2 separate regions of the Homo sapiens genome follow, and region 1 is linked to region 2. Evidence: chromatin contacts called from ENCODE Hi-C data. All regions are on one chromosome and are shown on one strand. Each heading gives the region's core, a stretch centred on a gene start or an enhancer-like site at or near the end of the contact. The rest is flanking DNA. Distances are from core to core; before and after follow the strand shown. Region 1 overlaps BCAP31 (B cell receptor associated protein 31). Region 2 holds the start of IDH3G (isocitrate dehydrogenase (NAD(+)) 3 non-catalytic subunit gamma).

What was found. Hi-C counts contacts between places; a loop is a spot of excess contacts on that map. Pooled maps may share reads with other maps.
Region 1: a pooled map shows a loop between it and region 2 (2.3-fold over the local background). The contact joins the enhancer-like site here to the promoter of IDH3G in region 2. A Hi-C loop is called at or near these places in 1 of 50 pooled maps.

The regions. Positions count from the first base shown.
Region 1 is chrX:153,707,122-153,709,831 of GRCh38, forward strand. The region is part of intron 4 of BCAP31 (B cell receptor associated protein 31); the gene reads right to left. Among named protein-coding and RNA genes, the nearest start is that of BCAP31, 16 kb to the right of the region's middle. RefSeq lists enhancers at 1-305, 1,293-1,587. Within about 2 kb of position 1,415, at least 3 of the 41 ENCODE cell types and tissues checked have a DNase peak (open chromatin) inside an H3K27ac peak, as active enhancers do.
Region 2 is chrX:153,793,109-153,795,907 of GRCh38, forward strand. IDH3G (isocitrate dehydrogenase (NAD(+)) 3 non-catalytic subunit gamma) reads right to left here and starts at 1,267. Exons shown (of 13, transcript NM_004135.4): 1 at 1,138-1,267. The coding sequence starts at 1,218. SSR4 (signal sequence receptor subunit 4) reads left to right here and starts at 1,560. Exons shown (of 6, transcript NM_006280.3): 1 at 1,560-1,646. The coding sequence starts at 1,580. RefSeq lists enhancers at 630-1,357, 1,257-1,516 and a silencer at 817-966.

The DNA.
Region 1 (2,710 bases), core at 165-2,664, 86 kb before region 2:
ACCTCCCCCCAGAAACCCTTTTGGATCTCCCACCCCATCAGAGGGACGCCTTCTGGGGGCTCCTGCAGCAGCCCCCCAGGCACCCGCATGTAACTACCTCATTCTCTGTTCTCTGCGTGGCTGCCATCCGTTTATATGGCTGCCCTACCAGGCTATGAAGGTCTTTAGGCTGGGCACTGTGCCTTCATCTCTGCACTCCCATACCTGGCACACTGAAAAGGGGTCTTCCGCCCACTCCAGCAAGTATAGCTAAAAAAAAAAAGGGGGGGAGGGCGCGGGGCTGGGCTTCCAGATGACTGGATCCCACTCCCAGGAGAGGAAATGCTCCCTGACAGGTGAGGGGACAGATTTGAGGCTGCACGTAAGGCTGGACAGAATCTCCCTGGGCCTAGACTGCACCTGTGTTCACCTGGGAGCCTGGCACCAAGAGGGGCAGAGGCAGACACAGAGCTGCTCAGTCTAGCAACAGAGGAGACAGAAGACAGGAGTGGGAAGGCGCCGTCTCAGACCCGTTCTGATGGGCAAGCCAGGCTCATGGCTGCAGGGGGAAAAAACATTCACTGCCGCGACCTGAAGGCACAACCCAGAGCTCCAGCCTCTGCATCCTCACACCCTCAACCCCCACCCAGGGCCCAAGCAATGCAGACCAGGTCCTCTCTGATCACTGGCATTTTTCAGCCTGGGAGCCAGCCTTCTAGAACATTTTCCCGCTCCCTCACACTGGGTCACTCAGGCACGTTAACGTGCGCTTGTCTGTTCCCTTGTAGCTTCCCAGGCCCCCAGGACAGGGCACGAACATGGCCTTTAGCTTCTGCCTCTGCTGGATCTCCCAAGTAGTCTTACCCGAATCACTGTTCTTAGCTATTCATTTCCAGAAAACAGGAAAGAACCTAAGAGCCAAAGGCAACTCCTACAGATACAGGGTGGTCACCAATAGAATGGCCTGGGGTCCAAAAAAAGGCCAGTGAACGAAACTTAACAGAATCCAGATGTGGCCTTGGAAGACACATGGCAGCCCCAATGCCTCAATCTGACTGGGCTTTCTTGATAGAATGTTGTTGGACACTGAGCAGGGCTATCGTGCTTTTATAAAAGGTTGAGTAAACCAGAGAAGGCAGGAGAAACAGAACCTCTCCACAGACTAGAGAAACAGGGCCAACCATATCAAATGGAGAGAGCCATGGCTCATAAGCACTTTTCAGCAGCCCTGTCTTCCCCCATGAGCAAGGGGAAGAGGACACGGGCTTAATAGGAAATGGAGAAGGAGCAAGTCCCGACCAAAAGATTCCATGCTGTGGCCACCCCCGGCCCGCCCTGCTGACGGGTTTCAGGCGAGTCAAGTCATTCAACCCCCAGCCCCTGCATACACATGGTGTTCACATAAGCTCACTCCTCAGCCCCCAGCCGGCAGAAAGCCGGTGTCCCAGCGCCACCTGCTGACTTTCCAGGCCTACCGCAGGGTGGCCAGTGGACTCTGGGTGAACACGCCCCAGCTGTGGAAGAAAAAAAATGAGGCAGCGCCCAGGCAAGGAAGCAAGTCAGGTGACGCCTCAGGAAGGCTTCAGTGAAGAAGAATGACTAACACCAGGGCTTCCACTGCCCTCAGCGACTCTTACCCACCAGTCTGGAATCAGGAAAACAGGTTACAACTGGGAGAGTCACCTAGAGCAGACCCGAGAAGGCTGCCCCAAAGGGCTGCCCCAAGTCCATTTTGGTACAGCTGCGTGGCCTTCCCTGTAGCCTCCCAGCACACAGACGCTGGAGAAGACGGGAAGAGGAGGGCTAGAGCTGGGGGAAATGGAGGCCGTTTCAAATGAGAACATGACTTGTGGCAGCTCCAGCCCACGACCCAGATGGAGCTCACCCATCCTGAGGACAGTGCACTAAGCGCAGGGCAAAGGGGCAGGTGTGGGTCTGGCCTGTCCTCCCTTCTTCTTGAGAACAAGTGACACAGACCAGCTGGGTTTCTGGGGTTTTGCTGTGTATCTTTTTTAAAACCAGCTATCTGAGGGGTTTGGGGTAAGCTGGAGGGTAGAGAGCAACCGACTGAGGTAAGACAACTTAGGCAAAGGTAGTCTGTGATTAGATGACTCAACCTAAAAAAGAAGAAAAAGCAGCTCAGCAGAGAAGCACGGGCAGCTCCATCTGGGCTAATGGCAGCGATGGGATTCTACCCTGGAGGGGTAAAGAGGAAACAAAAGATGCCTGTGGATCAAGTTCAGGTCAGCAAAAATTCAGGGGGCTTCCACACAAACAGGGGCCTTCCTGCGACTGGCTGCTAACCAGCACTTTGGGCCTAACCTTGACCGTCATTTAAGCTGAGTAAGGCAGAGAAGGCAGTGCAGGTCCTCTGAACACACAAACCCCAGCCCAGAGGGAGCTGCCGTCCCCAACACACTCCAAGACTCAAGAGGGCCTCTCGCTAGCTGTGCCCCCGAAGTGCAAGGTTGGCAGGAAGGGAACAGGAGCGACTGCCGGAGTCTTCCACAAGTGGAAACCAGTGGCTCATCCAGTGTGGTCCCCTGGAGGTGGCCCCGATGGACCCGCCTTCACAAACTGTCATAGCTCCTAAGACCTGAAAAGCTGGGCTTCTTGGCTAAAAAGCCCAACAAGTTCAACCCAGGCACGCACCTAAAGCTGTCGCCGTCAGCCCGGGACAGCCCATTCAGTCACCAAATGTTTCAGCGCCCTTCATATGTGCCAGGCCCTT
Region 2 (2,799 bases), core at 17-2,516:
GCCCAGCTACCCACCGTTCACTGTCCCCTACTCCCACCCCAACGCACACACAGGCACACACACAGGGGAGGTCAGGGAGGAGGCACACATGTCTTCACCAAGAGCCTACAGGAGCCCAGTTGCTGGAGCCATCAGAGCCTCTGGAAAGCCACTATATACTGCCGTCCTTTCAGCAGCAAGGTGGGAGAAGTCAGCATCGTCAAGAGAATTTCATTAGGCACAAGCAGTCTCCCCCAGAGGTCAGAAGGAGAAAACATGGCAAGTAGAGATGTCCCTGGGGAGTGGCCGCAAAGTCACGGAGTTCTGGAAGGTCAGAGTTGACAGGATCCTTTGAGAACATGAAGTCTCCTCCCCTCTGGGTTCCAAAGGGGAAACTAGAACCCAGAGAGAGGAGGAAATGGCCTAAGGCCACGCAGTGGCTCAGTGTGGGAGCATGGCCTAGAGGTCAAACCTCTTACCCATCAGGGCCAGGTGCTGGCTGGCAGCTGCTTCAGATGGTTTCCAGCCCACCTAGGACCTAAATTAACCTCTTCTTAAATAAGTGTAAGGAAAGAAGACTCGGACCTGAATACGCAAGACCGCACACGGAGAAGAGCAGAAGCAAAACCCCCGCAGCCTCAGAAACCCTAGCTCCTTCCCATTCCAGGCGCCTCGAGGGGAAGGCATCTGGGGCTCTAAGACTGGGGGACTATGGGGGATGACTGGCAAAGTCCGGTTCTTTGCCACCGGGATAGGTGGCAAAGCGGTCCACGAGAGAGGAAACCGTGGAGAAATTTGAGTCCCGGAACCGGATTCCCGAAGCGGTTTGAGAAAGGCGGGCCGGGATACGTGAGTGACTGCCTCAGAAGGGCTCCTTCAAGGACACTAAGGAGGTGACAGCCGCCGTGGCCCACTCTCCCGGCCCGTCCGGAGGGCCCCCCGCCACCCGATGCAGACCCCCTGGGGGAGCCGGTCCAGGGCCAACTTCGGCCAATCCCCTCAGTGACAGCGGAGGCGGCCAATCAACCCCGGCGCGAAGCCCTTTCCCCGCCCCTGGTGGGGCCCCTAGCCAATCGGACTCCAGACTGCTTCGGGTGCGGCTACCCCACCGCTCCCCTGCGACCGCTGCCGCGGTCCCGTGGCTCTTTCCCTGCTCACCTCCCAGGGACGGCAGAGAAGGGCTGGCCCGAGCACCGCCTTCGCGGCGCTGCCGGCGACGGTCGCTACCTTCAGCGCCATGACGGAAAGTGAGAGCCTCCGCACGTCCCGACACGCAGATACCGCTCTCGCGAGAGTTCGACGGGGTGCGAAGTTTCGGGGACAGGCGCGGACCCGGTACTGCGCACGCGCGCGGTCGCACCGATTCACGCCCCCTTCCGGCGCCTAGAGCACCGCTGCCGCCATGTTGAGGGGGGGACCGCGACCAGCTGGGCCCCTGGCTCAGGGAGGGGCCACGTCAGTGCTGCCAGAGACGTCACAATGCCGGCCCAGCCGTTCGGTGCGCGATTGGCTGCCGCTGCCACTTACGCGTCGCTCTTCCTCGTTTGCCCCTCGTGTTCATGGGAGCTCGTTTTCTTTTCCTCTAGGCAGAGAAGAGGCGATGGCGGCGATGGCATCTCTCGGCGCCCTGGCGCTGCTCCTGCTGTCCAGCCTCTCCCGCTGCTCAGGTAGCGGCCCAGCCGGGGCTTCTTTCTTGCGAGCCTCTGACCCACGGCAGGTGGTGTTGGGGGCAGGAGGGATGCGGGGGTCCGGCCTTTCAGGGTCCGTCGCTGCGGGCCGGGCCTTCCCCCGAGAGGCAGGCGGCCTTGGGACGGGGGGACCAAAGCACCTCGCGCACGTTTACCGGCAGCCAGGCTTTTCCTTGTCTGCCCATACGAAGAGGAGTCCCCGAGCCTCCATGGTGCGCCCGGCCCCCAAGCTGCAGCACGGAACGTGACACATGTCCCGGCTCCCGCTCCCTGCGGGGTCGGACCGGAGCGAAGCTCTGTAGCGCTGAGCGATCGCGGCCAAAAACGGGGCTGGAGGAGCCACATAAGCTAGGAAGGGACCTCAGTGAGGAGAGGGAGCAAGAGCGGGGCGAGTTAGATGGGGAGCCAAAGGTGCGCAGGGCCTTGAGTGCCAGGCCGAAGACTGGCTTTTCCGGAGGGCCCTGCCTTACCCTTACCAGAGTTTTCGGCAGAGCCGACCAGGGGTCCCGTCGATTTGCATTCGTGAGGGGCTGAGGTCTGAACTCCAGAGTGTGTTTAGGAGGTGGCTGCAGCAGCCAGCCCCGGGCCCGGGGGCCAGGACTGGACAGGGGCGGCTTTCTCCACATTCCCTTTTCTGCCGTCCTTCAGGCCAGTAGCCTTGCTGCCTGCAACGTTTTGGCAGCCTAACTGGCCTCCCTTTCCGCACACTCCTCATCTGCCCCTCAGGAATTCCCTGAACTATAGTCAGGGACGTATCCAGAGGACAAGCCTGGCCATAAAACCCTTCGGGGGCTCCCCTGCGCCACAGGAAGCAGGCCCAACTTAGGCAGGACACAGAAGGGCTGGCGGGATCTAGCCCCTGAGAACTGCCTCCACGCTGTTCCTAGGGATCTGCCTCCTGTGGTCCAGACCCAGAGCCTTCTCTGACGTCCTCTGCTGAAGCCATCGTTCTGCCAGGGCACCACATTTGGACAGCGGGTGGCTGAGAACATTCCCACTTTGGGGAGCCTTTGTTTCACACCCTCTGATGTAGGCGGCAGCCTTCCTTTCCTTTGGGCCTCTGGTTATGGAGAAGGCTAAGGCAAGGTCCTTTCTCTCACAGCTAACAAGTTGTGCTTCTGGAACCAGAGTC